Linked DNA regions of Homo sapiens: region 1 is linked to region 2. A link is a contact called in ENCODE Hi-C or POLR2A ChIA-PET data. All regions are on one chromosome and are shown on one strand. Each heading gives the region's core, a stretch centred on a gene start or an enhancer-like site at or near the end of the contact. The rest is flanking DNA. Distances are from core to core; before and after follow the strand shown. Region 1 overlaps LOC105372135 (a long non-coding RNA gene). Region 2 holds the start of ONECUT2 (one cut homeobox 2).

Region 1 (6,413 bases), core at 2,253-4,752, 860 kb before region 2:
TGACTTAGCCCGCTCAGTGTGCAGAGTGGGTTGAAGAAAAGAATAGACCACATCAGAGGAGTAAAGGGGTGGGGGCAAAAGCCAGAGAAGGTGGGACCTTGGAATCACTGGAATGACTTTGCTTCCACTGTGAGTAGACGGCAGAGCCATTGCAAGTTTGGAGCAGAGGAGTGTTGAATGACTTTAATAGCTGCTCTGTTGGGCATAGATTCAGGGAGGACGGGGCAGGGTAAAACCAGGGAGATAGTAACAAGGCCATTGCAATCATGTAGATGCTAGATGGTGGCGGATTGTAACCTCACCTCACACTGATTCCATGATGAACCATGGTTAACTCAGGGAGGGGCGCTAATGAAGTCAAGGCCAGGGATTCTCGTGAATAACCTTTGGGTAGGTGATCTGGAAGCGAACCTGAGCTTCCAGACCTTTGGAGGGCCTTAGCTGTACTACATTTCAGTACTCCTAAAGCAAGTTTTTCAGAAGATTGCTCAGGCTAAAACACCAAACTTCTTTGCAGTGAGCTGGGCTAGCATCAACTTGAGGCTGAAACCTCGGCTTTCTGTACTGATCAGAAGGTTGAGGTTGATAGCAATACCTGTCTGCAAGTCATTGCAGTAACAAATACTTAACAAATGGGGTTTGTTTTGTAGACCTAATCTTTGAAGACATAAGGCCCACTGTGAGGGGAGCAGTTACTACATTCAGCCCTTGGTAGTAAAATCATAAGAACCATCGATGTAGATGATGGCAATAGATCACATTTCCACTCCCACCCACGCATCTCTGTTCATGATTCCCTGCAGGGCCAGGTGGAGATGTGTGCCTGGGTCGGTATAAACCTCTCTCTGTGTTTCAAGAACACACCTTTGGGAAGGTGACAGTGTGGTGGTGGGACAGCAAACTGCCAGTCTAGAAAGCTACTCCAGGCCTCAGTTTCTCATCTGTGGAATTAAGACATTGGCCTGTAGATCCATGGGATCCATCAGGGATCACCCCAGCTCTAAGCATCTATGATACCGTGGGAATGGAGATGAAGATATTTCATTTAACATCTGGTCAAGAGTCCAAGTAAACAGGTGAGCAACTCTCTTGCATACCTAGAGAGTGTGAGCATGAGTAAATCCTTTCACTCTTGGAATGAGAAGGAAATAGTAAACCCACTTTCTAGGCTAATCATGTGATATTTTACCAAACTCTGAGTTTAGAAAGATGTTATATAATCTGGCTTTTATTGCATGTATTTAGATCGATTTTATCAAGCCATGTTCCCTGATACATATTAGGATTGCACCTCAAAGTCTTGGGTAGCCTTAGGTCATATTTCAGCTGTGGTTCTTTTGTTTAGAGCAAGAAGTATGTGGAAGTATTTTGTTTTGTTTTTATCAATCTTGGTAGCTCACGTGATGTCCTTCAAGAGCCAGCCATACTCTGGGGCTTATCGTCTTGGCAGAAAAAGCAACTGTCCAGAGGTCAAACAAGGGCCTGTTTCCTCCCCTGCGAGCCAGCTGAGACCTTCCATTCCCAGACTGAGTTTCAGTCCTTTAGTTTAGCCTTAAGGCTTTGTTCCCTAATAAAATGCAACACACTGGAAAGACTGCCACTAAGTTACTCTCAGATTTACTTTACAAGGATGAGTTGAGATCAACTTTTGATGAGCAGAGGAGGGCCAAATAGACCATGTGTCCTTGGGAGGGAAGAGCTGTGTCCCTGGGATGGGGAGCATTTTGGAACCAGAGGTTGGAAGCACCAAAGCCGAACAGTTCCTTCTCACCAGTGCTTCCCAGGCAGAGCCTCACAAAACAGCACAATTGTGGCAATTCCCCTGTGAGGCTTCTTTAAGAACCCTATTTTCCCTGGTTTAAGTAAACTCAAATATTTCATTTGTATTTCTGTAAGCACACATTTTCAACTCTTGCTGCCTTCTTGGCTGTTGAATGACTGTCATCACCATGTGTAGAATCATGGATCTAAGAATCCTCAGTGTCACTTAGTCCAACTTTCTTCCCCAAATAGTCTCTTCTAGGATATCTTCCCCATTGATGGCCACTATGTAGGTGCTTGAACCTTTGCAGTAACAAGGACTTCATTGCTTCATAAGGCACTGTGTTACATGATGGACTATTGTATTTTTAGGAAGTTCTTTTTATTGAATCAAACTTTATCTCTCTAAACATCAATTGATCATTTCTAGTCTCCCAGAATTACTTTGGTTAATGGATCTCAAAGTCTAAATTCAAACATTGTCACCTAAGCATTGAGGTCCTCCCCTTTTTTGTTCCTCTCACTAGTCTAGTTTTATGAACAATCCTATGAAACCTCGATGACCACACATCTGACAAGCCCATTACTGTTTCAAAAGGAAAGGAAGGTAGGGATCTACAAGCTAATGTCTCCAAAGCAGATCTTAGCACAATTCTGATTCTGCATCCAGCACATGACATTCTCCCTGGAGATAATCCCAATGCCTGCTTAATAGGTTAGAGTCCCAGCGTTTAATATCTGACCGCATTAAGAGTTTTTAACATCTCACTTAAAATTAATCCATAACAGATATTTTTGACATAAAACTCAAAAGGAAATAGCTTCCTACCCAAATTAACTACAAAATCGGGAAAAACTTTAAAAGTTTCTGTATTAGACTGTACACAAGCCTGCCTACTGTATTTAACTGGACTCTTCATGACATCTAGTGGCGAAATCTGGAAAAGTTTCCAGTACTCTAAACGTGGCAGAAGGTGGGAAAACAATTTTTAATCCTATTTGATATTCACTGTTTGAATATTATGTTTTGTGAAATCGTAAACTGAATTCATCTGTCAATCCATTATAATAGTATACTCATTTTTATTTTAGGCATATCTGTGGCTTTATACCTTTTAAATTTGGGCTGACTTTGAAATCAATCACATCTATTTTTTCACGGATGTCAGAAAGAACCACATTGGTTTAGGGGGAGAAAAACATTCTGGATAAGCATAAATAACAACATTTTTAGCTGGAAACACACCACAAAAATGTTTTGCATAACTGTATTCATCTTCAAATGTAGTTTTAAGACTCAATTCCTGTGAAATCTGAGTCATTTATAGCTAACCTTGAATGTATTGTTATTCACAATTAGAAGTAGATAAATTTCACAGGCAGAGAAGCTGACAAGTCTTTAAGACTTCACACTTAGTTTTGCAGGAAGAGCTGAAGTTAATTAGAAGTGATTATACATACATTGCATGTGTGTGTGTATTTGTGTTGTTGCACACAGACACCACGAAGGCCTTGGGAAGGTTGCATTTTTTATGTTTTAAAAATAAACATAATCTCCTTCCCATGTGTTGCTATAAGCCCAGTAAATCTAGGAAGCTCAGCAGGGTTGAACAAGGTCATTTCTCGTCAGGACTCCAAGGGGGAGCAGGAAGCAACCCTGTGCATCAGATGCTGGCATCCTAATCCCTGCTCAGCAAGAGCTTCCCAGGCATGTGGGACAGGTCGTGCCAGCGCCGACACACTGGCAGACCGAGGCTCTGACGCCAGCCACGCTCCGTATCAGCACTGCGGCTCCCTACCTACCGTGCCCCTGGAAGACGAAAATATATCCTCACTCTCACAGTAAAGGCAGGATTCCAACCGAGTCTGCTCACTTCTTGGTTCTGGTAAACAGGAAAGTAGTCATGAAAAGATACATCTAATCACTATCTCAGAATCAGGGAGGCTTTATTGATTTGGTTTTTTGTCGAATTTAAATATATGTTAAATAAATATATAAAGATATGTAAATTATTTTGTTGAATTTAAGATATATATTTAAAACAAATGGATAATTAATGCATATTTAAATTCAACAAAACCCAAAACAAATGAAGAAAAAAATATAGATATATATCTCCATAGATCTTCTGCTACAGAGAAGAAACAGAACATATACCAAAAGACATTATAAACATGTAGGTAAAAACAACTCCAAAATAATATATAAGAAACAGAGAGTGGTGTTTCCCTGTGAGAAAGATCTGGAGACTAGAAGTGAGGGTAGAGATATGGAGATGAGGAAATCATTTTTCTCTGTATACTTATACTCTTTGAAAACTAGCTGTATTACCTAGTAAGAAATATATTTCAGCCGGGCGCAGTGGCTCATGCCTGTAATCCCAGAACTTTGGGAGGCTGAGACAGGTAGATCACTTGAAGTCAGGAGTTTGAGACCAGCCTGGCCAACATGGCAAAATCCTGTCTTTACTAAAATTACAAAAAAATTAGCCAGCTATGGTGGTGTGCACCTGTCATCCCAGCTATCGGGAGGCTGAAGCAGGAGAATTGCTTGAACCCAGGAGGAGGAGGTTCTGGGTAGCCAAGATTGCACCACTGCACTCCAGCCTGGGTGAGAGTGAGACTCTGTCTCAAAAAAAAAAAAAAAAGGTATTTCAATTTTGAAATACCATAAATAATTTGGCCCAAAATTTGTCCTCACCTTGGTGTGAGGTGATATAGGTCTTTGGATATATGATTTTAAAAATTAATAAGGTGACTTCTGTTTTCTGGTTTAGACTATAAGGTGCTTAAAAGTCACCATTCTGGCCAGGCATGGTGGCTCAAACCTGTAATCCCAGCACTTTGGGAGGCCGAGGCGGGCAGATCACCTGAGGTCAGGAGTTCAAGACCAGACTGACCAACGTGGTGAAACCCATCTGTACTAAAAATACAAAAATTAGCTGGTCATGGTGGCACACACCTGTAATCCCAGCTACTAGGGAGGCTGAGGCAGGAGAATCGTTTGGATCAAGGAGGCAGAGGTTGCAGTGAGCCGAGATCACACCATTGCACTCCGGCCTGGGTGACATCTCAGAAAAAAAAAAAAAAAAAAAAAAAAGTCACCATTCCATCCAAACAACAAGTGAAAAACTAAATATACTGAAAAATCAACAACTCTTCTTAGATCCATCAGCTCCTCACAGAGATCTATCAGTGAGGTCACAGGGGAGGCCACCGCCCCAAAAATTGGAGAGAGAGGCAGATACAGGGAATCACAATGTACCAGAGCAGAAGCCTGCACAGAAACCAGCACCAGGGTAAGAAAATCTAAACTGTGACTGATGAAGTGATGGAGGCTCCATGTGGATAAGCCTGAGAGATAAGAACACAAGGGGACCCAGTAATAGGATGGGACCCCACATTTTTATTTTACTTCCAGGGGTCTCACGATGAAGATAGAGAAAAATCCCCTTGTGCTTCCCGCAGGAGGAGGGGAAAAGCAACCATTTTGAAATTTGCCTAAGTATGCTGTTCGTAACAAAGACTGCTCTCGGTAGAAATTATTTTACCAGAGCTTAACTAGCTGGGGTTTTACTGGAGCTTATCTGACCTGGGGGAGGGGGAATACCCAACTCCAGCCCCCTTTAGCCACCCTGTCCCACCCAAGGAGGGCAAGGGGGTACTAAGAAGAATTTGTGAAGTTCACAGGGCAGAGGCACAGGCTCACTGAGACTGAGACCTACTCATAGGACTATAGAACATCCCCCTCCCCTGCACCTTCCATGATATTACTAAAAGCCTATTTACCACAGTATCTTTTACCTAGTACCTCGTGTCCACCATACAATAAAAAATTACAAAACATACTAAAAGATAAACAACATAACCTGACGTGACTAAAAGAACATCAGAACCAGAGCCAGATTTGGAAGGAAGGTTGGCATTATCAGAGCACGAATTTTGTACAACTGTGATTTATATGCAAAGGGTTTTAATTGAAAAAGTAGACAACATGCAAGAACAGGTGGATAATGTAAGTAGAGAGATAAAAATTCTAAGAATCTAAAGAAATGCTAGAGATAAAAAGCACAGAAATGAAGAATGCCTTTGATGGGCTCGTTAGTAGACTGGCGATGGCTAAGAAAAACATATCTGACCTTGAGTATATAATGTTAGAATCTTCCAAAACTGAAAAGCAAAGAGAAAAAAGACTGAAAACAACAGTGACAACAACAAGAAGAAGAACAAAAAAACAGAACAGAATATTCAAGAACTCTGAGACCACTGTAAAGTGTAACATATGTGTAATGGGAATTCCACAAAGGGAAGAAAGAGGAAAACAAACAGAAGCAGTATCTGAAGCAATAATAACTGAGAGTTCCCCCATATTAATGCCAGACACCAAACCATAGATCCAGGAAGCTCACAGACTTTCTCAGACAGACAAAAACTGAGGGAATTTGTTGCCAGTAGACCTGCCTTGCAAGAAGTGTTGTTAAAAATAAGTTCTCCAGAGAAAAAGAAATTGATATAGGTCTAAATAAAGAGCATTGGAGAAGAAATAAGTGAAGGTAACATAAAAACTTTCATTTTTCATATTCTTAGTTGATCTAACAAAGTTTGTTAAAAATAATGCCAATAATATATGTTATTTTACGTATGTTTATACA
Region 2 (7,320 bases), core at 2,610-5,109:
TTTTTTTTTTTTTTTTTAAAAAAAAGGCAGGCGCAGCAGCAGCTATAACAGATAACAAAAACTTTCTACCGCATAATCCTCGCCCTCAGAATGACAAAGAAATGATATTGACTTACCCCCGAACGGATGATGTGTTTGATAAGGGAGGGAAATTTTTTTTTTTTTTTGAAGATTTCTGTTGAGGAGCTGCACAGACAGCTGCAATTCATGGGCGACGCTGATTGCCAGAAACGCTATGGATTGGCATGGGGTCTGCAGCTCACAGATCCCTGATCAATACCCCTACACTAACACGCCAGATGGTTTGGGGAAGGACAAAAATAAAATAGTCCAAATCAACCCACCATTATGTTTTTTTGTGTGTGTATTGCTCTGATAACCTAGTTGTAGCATAAATGTGTTCTACCCTGACACAAAACCTGACAAGATTTCGAGCATTGGGGTAGAAATTAGCAGCTCTCCTCTACCCTAGATTTGGGTCGTGGTTACTGTTGTATAGTAAAAACAAAGATATTGGGCCCCTTATGCAGATTGGGTTTACTTGTGGTCTGTTTATCTTTTTCCGTGAATAATTTATAAAGTATCTCTTTTAATTGAATGTTCACCTCTCTGTGTGTGTCTCTCTATACCTAAAAACAATTTTATTGTGGAAAACACATACGAAAAACTCCGATAGTAAATAGTTATTTTCCTGCAATTGCTAACTCAAGTTCAGAATGTTTTTCTTTTACAGTGCAATAGCCTATAATAGTCTTGTTGTCGAAGCTGCATTTTATTTTCATGCTTCTTTTGACCCATTTAAGTTTCTGATCTTCAAGAAAATTGGACCTGTGAATGTGGCATGCTAAGTGAATATCCAGGTCCTGATATAATGCTTGGTACAACTGTTTGTCCAGATTCTAATAGCCGTGAATTAGCACTTATCATACCACATTTCTATACAGTGTGTTTGTAAATCAAATGCTGGTGGGGAGGGGGGAGAAGAGGAGTGTAACTTCAAATTAAAAGAAAAAATTCCAAGTTGCAGAACTTCTTAAGGTTAAAGTATGGATGCTAAACAAGGGGCAGTTAGAAAGCCACTTTCCCTTATATTTTCTTAAAGAACTATAGAGAAAGAAACATCAAAAATATTTCAAAAAATACTTGAAAATCGTATTAGTATTGATACTCCAAAAATTGTCTTGAAGTAAAAAACAAATATTGTTCCTTTTTAGAAAGAAAGAGAAAAGGGCATCCAAACCTAATTCAGTAAAAATTAGGGTGCTCACTAAACAAGCACATCCATTTTCCTTTTAAATGGATTTTGGGTTGAAACATAAAACCTCAAACCACCATTATAAAAACAACGTGAAAAATCTGCTTTAATTCTAGTCCAATGAAATTATACACAAAGAAGCCAATACGATTTCATGATTTCCCTGAGATCGCCAATATTGATCGAGGGAAGGCGGAGGGATGGTGGGAGTGAGGGAGGAGGGAGGGAGGAAGGAAGGAAGCGAGGCAGCGAGAAAATGCAACTCACCTTTCTGCTCCCAGGCACACCGAAATATAATTCCCAAAAGCAGGTTTATCTCAGTGTCCTGGCAAATGAGTTTAACATTTTGAAAATTTATTTAAATGGCAATTTATATACCTAGGTTTCTGTATGGAGGAAGCATCAGCCTAGGGTAACTGGCCACTCCTTGAGACTGAAGCCAGCAGAGCAGCAGAGGCTACCTTAGCACTGGGGCATATCAGACCCACTACTTCCCAGTTCTGCTTCTCTCCTGCTGTATTTCAGTCCCTGTGCACTCATGGACCAAGAACAGGTTGCACTCTCGTGAACTTTTGCTCAACTCAGTATTATATTTCAAACATTAACTGACTCAAATCATCCCAAGTGTCCAGATGCCATATATAAGGTAGGGAGTGCGAAGAGAGACAGTAGGAGGGGGTGAGGAGGAGAGGAAAAACAGAGAAACCAAAATCTGAGTTATTTTACCTGGCTCCTGTTGTGACACTAGAGATGTGAGCAACCAGAAAAGTATGTCTGGCAAACCAGAGGATCTGCCGCTTTCTTACTCAGGCTTTGATAACACAGAGAAGACGCTATTTGAAAGAATAATTGGCAGCGTATTGGCCAGAGCTCAATGAAGTTGATCTATGAATAACGTCACTGTACATTCATGTGACAGGGTGGGGGTGGGGGTGTTGCTCTGAAGCAAGAAGAGAGAGGAGGGCGGCAGAAAAGGTCACTGAGACTAAGAACTGTTTTCCAAATGAATCAAACCTTTCTCTGGCACCAAGAAGGGACATACAGTATTCCGAGCTCTGCCCTTGTTTTCTTATCAAGTTTTCTCTAACAGCTGGAAGTGGTTGAAGGGGGCTGTCTTAAGGAGACCCCCTGCTCTTCTTTTGACAGCTGATCAAAAGAAAATAGGTCACGCTTCTCAAACTTATGTCCACCCTGTCCTTAATTACTGTCTCTTTAAACAAAGGCAACATCTGCGCAACCTCAGCTAGCTTGAATCTTCGGAGGCAAACAGAGCGCAACCTGCTTTGGAAGAATCTTGTTACGTTTAAGGCTTTATGCCGGGTGTTGGCCTCTCTGTCTTCAACTACCCCTCCACCCCGACTCGGACTGCAGAAATCTCCAACTCTCTGTCCCCCAGTTCCACTCCCACCTCCAGACCTGGGGTTGCCAAACAACGGAAATTCTAGGAAGACGTAGGTGCGGTTTTTAAAGCCTTGGCTTGTGAGCGTTCTCAGGCTGGCCGGGGCGCTGGTCTTTTCAGAAACAAGGTTTGAATATGCAGGTGTCAGCCAGGATTCCTTGTCGTCTGCCCACCGCCGTTTCTCTCCCGGGATTTGAGAGAAGCGGGAGTGTGTGTGTGTGTGTGTGTGTGTGTGTGTGCGCGTGTGTGTGTCTCGTGTTAGGAGAAAGGTCCGTGGTTGCCGTCTCAGCTGGTTTGCTTACTCTCTGCCCCCAGGAGAAGTTTGCTCACTTGGGACACCAGCGACCCTCCTCACCTCCACCTCACCGGTTCTACACTCTCCCCACTTCTTTCCAAGTCGCTGATGCAGAAAGCACTTGGTCACCTTGAAACGGCAGCTCCCGGAATTCTAGTTTTGTTTTGCAATCTAGCAGGGCTCTTCGGAAGCCTCATAACTGAGATTTATGGGCTCACCGGGTAATTAAATGATGTTATTGTGTTAACTTTGCATGCATTACTGCTGCCCGCGCCGCCCGTGGGCCGCCGGCCGGCCGCAGCTCGCTGGCGACGAGGGCACTACAGTTGCTCTGACCGCGTAGATTATGCATGTCCCGGCCTCGGGAATTTACCATGCATTAGAATACATTAGCGCCTGCATTTTAAAAGGCTAAACTATTGGCTCCCAGCTAGGGACTCTCGGTAAGTGGCTTGTTAGTGACGAGTGTTTGTCTATACTGGCACATAGCGGAGTCTTTTGCTCCCGGCTTACTCGCCTCCAGGAAAGCTTTGGGGTGAGGCGAAGGCGATTGAAGCAATGCCCCTTCCCCCAGATCGCAGCTGCTCAGGGGGGACACAGCACGGCATCTTTCACCGAATCTCTCTCGCTCGCTCGCACTCCAGCCTCCCTCTCCCCAGCGACCCCCCCACCTTCTCCTCCCTCCCTCTCCTTGACGTTTGATTCCAGTAGCAAAGGAGGTAAAAAAGGCACCGAGCCGTCAGCCAAACCTGAAAAGTGCGGCCCCGCCCCCTCCACAGCCACTGGTAGCTTCCCGTGGAAGGCCCGCCTCCCGGGGCAGCTGCGGCCTCGGAGTGGTTGCGCTTGGCGCCCGTCGGGCGTGGCCCCGCCCCAGGTCCGGGAGGGTAGGTTGGCTGCCCCGGCGAGCGGCAGAGCCCTTCTGGACAGCTCCCGCTCACCCAAACAGAAGACGTCGGCGCCGGAGCGGGCTCGGACATGGCGAGGCTGCGAGCCGGCCCGAGCGGCGGGGCCCGGTGATCCCTCCCTCCCTCCCCGTCCCCTCCCCTCTCCCGCACGCACGCCCCGTCCGCCCCCACCCCGCCCCCACCCCGGGCGAGCCCGCCCGCAGCCCGGGGCGCACACCCGCACGCGCACTCCTCTCCACTCACTCCCGCGCCCGCCCCCACTCCCGCAGCCGAGCCCCGCCACGCGCGCCTTGCCCGCCCGCCGGCCGCCCCCGCCGCCCCCGCCGCCCCCGGGCCCTGATGGACTGAATGAAGGCTGCCTACACCGCCTATCGATGCCTCACCAAAGACCTAGAAGGCTGCGCCATGAACCCGGAGCTGACAATGGAAAGTCTGGGCACTTTGCACGGGCCGGCCGGCGGCGGCAGTGGCGGGGGCGGCGGCGGGGGCGGCGGGGGCGGCGGCGGGGGCCCGGGCCATGAGCAGGAGCTGCTGGCCAGCCCCAGCCCCCACCACGCGGGCCGCGGCGCCGCTGGCTCGCTGCGGGGCCCTCCGCCGCCTCCAACCGCGCACCAGGAGCTGGGCACGGCGGCAGCGGCGGCAGCGGCGGCGTCGCGCTCGGCCATGGTCACCAGCATGGCCTCGATCCTGGACGGCGGCGACTACCGGCCCGAGCTCTCCATCCCGCTGCACCACGCCATGAGCATGTCCTGCGACTCGTCTCCGCCTGGCATGGGCATGAGCAACACCTACACCACGCTGACACCGCTCCAGCCGCTGCCACCCATCTCCACCGTGTCTGACAAGTTCCACCACCCTCACCCGCACCACCATCCGCACCACCACCACCACCACCACCACCAGCGCCTGTCCGGCAACGTCAGCGGCAGCTTCACCCTCATGCGCGACGAGCGCGGGCTCCCGGCCATGAACAACCTCTACAGTCCCTACAAGGAGATGCCCGGCATGAGCCAGAGCCTGTCCCCGCTGGCCGCCACGCCGCTGGGCAACGGGCTAGGCGGCCTCCACAACGCGCAGCAGAGTCTGCCCAACTACGGTCCGCCGGGCCACGACAAAATGCTCAGCCCCAACTTCGACGCGCACCACACTGCCATGCTGACCCGCGGTGAGCAACACCTGTCCCGCGGCCTGGGCACCCCACCTGCGGCCATGATGTCGCACCTGAACGGCCTGCACCACCCGGGCCACACTCAGTCTCACGGGCCGGTGCTGGCACCCAGTCGCGAGCGGCCACCCTCGTCCTCATCGGGCTCGCAGGTGGCCACGTCGGGCCAGCTGGAAGAAATCAACACCAAAGAGGTGGCCCAGCGCATCACAGCGGAGCTGAAGCGCTACAGTATCCCCCAGGCGATCTTTGCGCAGAGGGTGCTGTGCCGGTCTCAGGGGACTCTCTCCGACCTGCTCCGGAATCCAAAACCGTGGAGTAAACTCAAATCTGGCAGGGAGACCTTCCGCAGGATGTGGAAGTGGCTTCAGGAGCCCGAGTTCCAGCGCATGTCCGCCTTACGCCTGGCAGGTAAGGCCGGGGCTAGCCAGGGGCCAGGCTGCTGGGAAGAGGGCTCCGGGTCCGGTGCTTGTGGCCCAAGTCTGCGCGCCGAGTCACTTCTCTTGATTCTTTCCTTCTCTTTCCTATACACGTCCTCTTTCTTCTCGTTTTTATTTCTTCTTCCATTTTCTCTTTCTCTTCCGCTCTTCCCCTACTTTCCCTTCTCCCTTTTCTTTTTCTTTCTTACTCTCTCCTTGTCCCTGAGCTTTCATTGACCGACCCCCCCCCATTTCATTCGCCCTCCCCTCAATGTGCCAACCTTTGCCCTATTTCCGATCTTCCCAGGTACTGGGAGGCGGGATGGGGGTGTGCGTTTTCCTCTAGGAGCCCTGTCTTTCCAAGACCCACAGAAACCAGGACCTGCCCTTATTCAAAACCCCATGCACTTCAAGTCTCTTTTAGACAACACATTTCAATTTTCCGGGCTGACTAGTCTCCCTGTGCAGAGGCAGTTGAGAGGCTTTGCTCTGCAGAGGGAAAAGAGCTCTCTACTCTCCCACCCACCATATAGGCAAACTTATTTGGTCATTGGCTGAAGGCACAGCCTTGCCCCCGCGGGGAACCGGCGGCCAGGATACAACAGCGCTCCTGGAGCCCATCTCTGGCCTTGGCGTTGGCGCAGGGACTTTCTGACCGGGCTTGAGGGGCTCGGGCCAGCTCCAATGTCACTACCTACAGCGAGGGCAGGGTGTAAGGTTGAGAAGGTCACATTCACCGCTTTGGGAGGACGTGGGAGAAGAGACTGAGGTGGAAAGCGCTTTGCCTTGCTCACCGGCCGTCCTTGCCCCGGTCCCAGCGTTTGCTGGGATTTGCCAGGATTTGCCGGGGCTCCGGGAGACCCTGAGCACTCGCAGGAAGAGGTGCTGAGAAATTAAAAATTCAGGTTAGTTAATGCATCCCTGCCGCCGGCTGCAGGCTCCGCCTTTGCATTAAGCGGGCGCTGATTGTGCGCGCCTGGCGACCGCGGGGAGGACTGGCGGCCCGCGGGAGGGGACGGGTAGAGGCGCGGGTTACATTGTTCTGGAGCCGGCTCGGCTCTTTGTGCCTCCTCTAGCGGCCAAGCTGCGAGGTACAGCCCTCTATTGTTCTAGGAGCACAGAAACCTCCTGTGTGGGCGGCGGGTGCGCGAGCTAGAGGGAAAGATGCAGTAGTTACTGCGACTGGCACGCAGTTGCGCGCTTTTGTGCGCACGGACCCCGCGCGGTGTGCGTGGCGACTGCGCTGCCCCTAGGAGCAAGCCACGGGCCCAGAGGGGCAAAATGTCCAGGTCCCCCGCTGGGAAGGACACACTATACCCTATGGCAAGCCAGGGTGGGCGACTTCCCATGGATCGGGTGGAGGGGGGTATCTTTCAGGATCGGCGGGCGGTCTAGGGGAACAATTCGTGGTGGCGATGATTTGCATAGCGCGGGTCTTGGGATGCGCGCGGTTCCGAGCCAGCCTCGCACAGCTCGCTTCCGGAGCTGCGAGCTCAGGTTTCCACCCCCGATCCCCCGGGCTTTCCTCGCACCGCTGAGCCCAGCTTGTGGGGTGCACTCGACCAACGCCCGACAGGGCTGGGGAATGTGACAGGCAGCAGGTTCACCCGGGCTTGGGGAGGGGGAGTTTCCGCTTTGACAGCATTTTCCTTTGCCGTCTGCTGGTGGATTCCTATTCCCAGTCGGTAATCGCCCCGCAGTGTTGATCTAAGAAGGTAAAGAAAACTAGGTTTCCCTGCAAAGAGCCTCCCCCAAATCGGCGGACTCCGGATACTTTGAGTGGATTTAGAAATTTATGTAATCTTTCTCCTTTAGTTTATTTTTCATCCTCTCCTACAGTTTTCTCTGATTTGCTGTTGGTTCGGGGCAAGATAAAGCAGCC

Evidence for each region. Hi-C counts contacts between places; a loop is a spot of excess contacts on that map. ChIA-PET counts read pairs that join two places held with the same protein, here RNA polymerase II (POLR2A).
Region 1: a map of PC-9 shows a loop between it and region 2 (7-fold over the local background). The contact joins the enhancer-like site here to the promoter of ONECUT2 in region 2. A Hi-C loop is called at or near these places in 1 of 168 maps with a recorded cell type or tissue (PC-9). POLR2A ChIA-PET finds 5 or more read pairs at or near these places in 1 of 52 experiments (AG04450).

Annotation. Positions count from the first base shown.
Region 1 is chr18:56,573,574-56,579,986 of GRCh38, forward strand. LOC105372135 (a long non-coding RNA gene) reads left to right here. Exons shown (of 2, transcript XR_935514.4): 1 at 1-129; 2 at 804-1,592. Among named protein-coding and RNA genes, the nearest start is that of TXNL1, 62 kb to the right of the region's middle. Within about 2 kb of position 3,503, at least 3 of the 41 ENCODE cell types and tissues checked have a DNase peak (open chromatin) inside an H3K27ac peak, as active enhancers do.
Region 2 is chr18:57,431,515-57,438,834 of GRCh38, forward strand. It overlaps ONECUT2 (one cut homeobox 2), which reads left to right and starts at 3,860. Exons shown (of 2, transcript NM_004852.3): 1 at 3,860-5,430. The coding sequence starts at 4,203. RefSeq lists enhancers at 2,586-3,166, 3,167-3,746, 5,861-6,616 and a silencer at 3,740-3,789.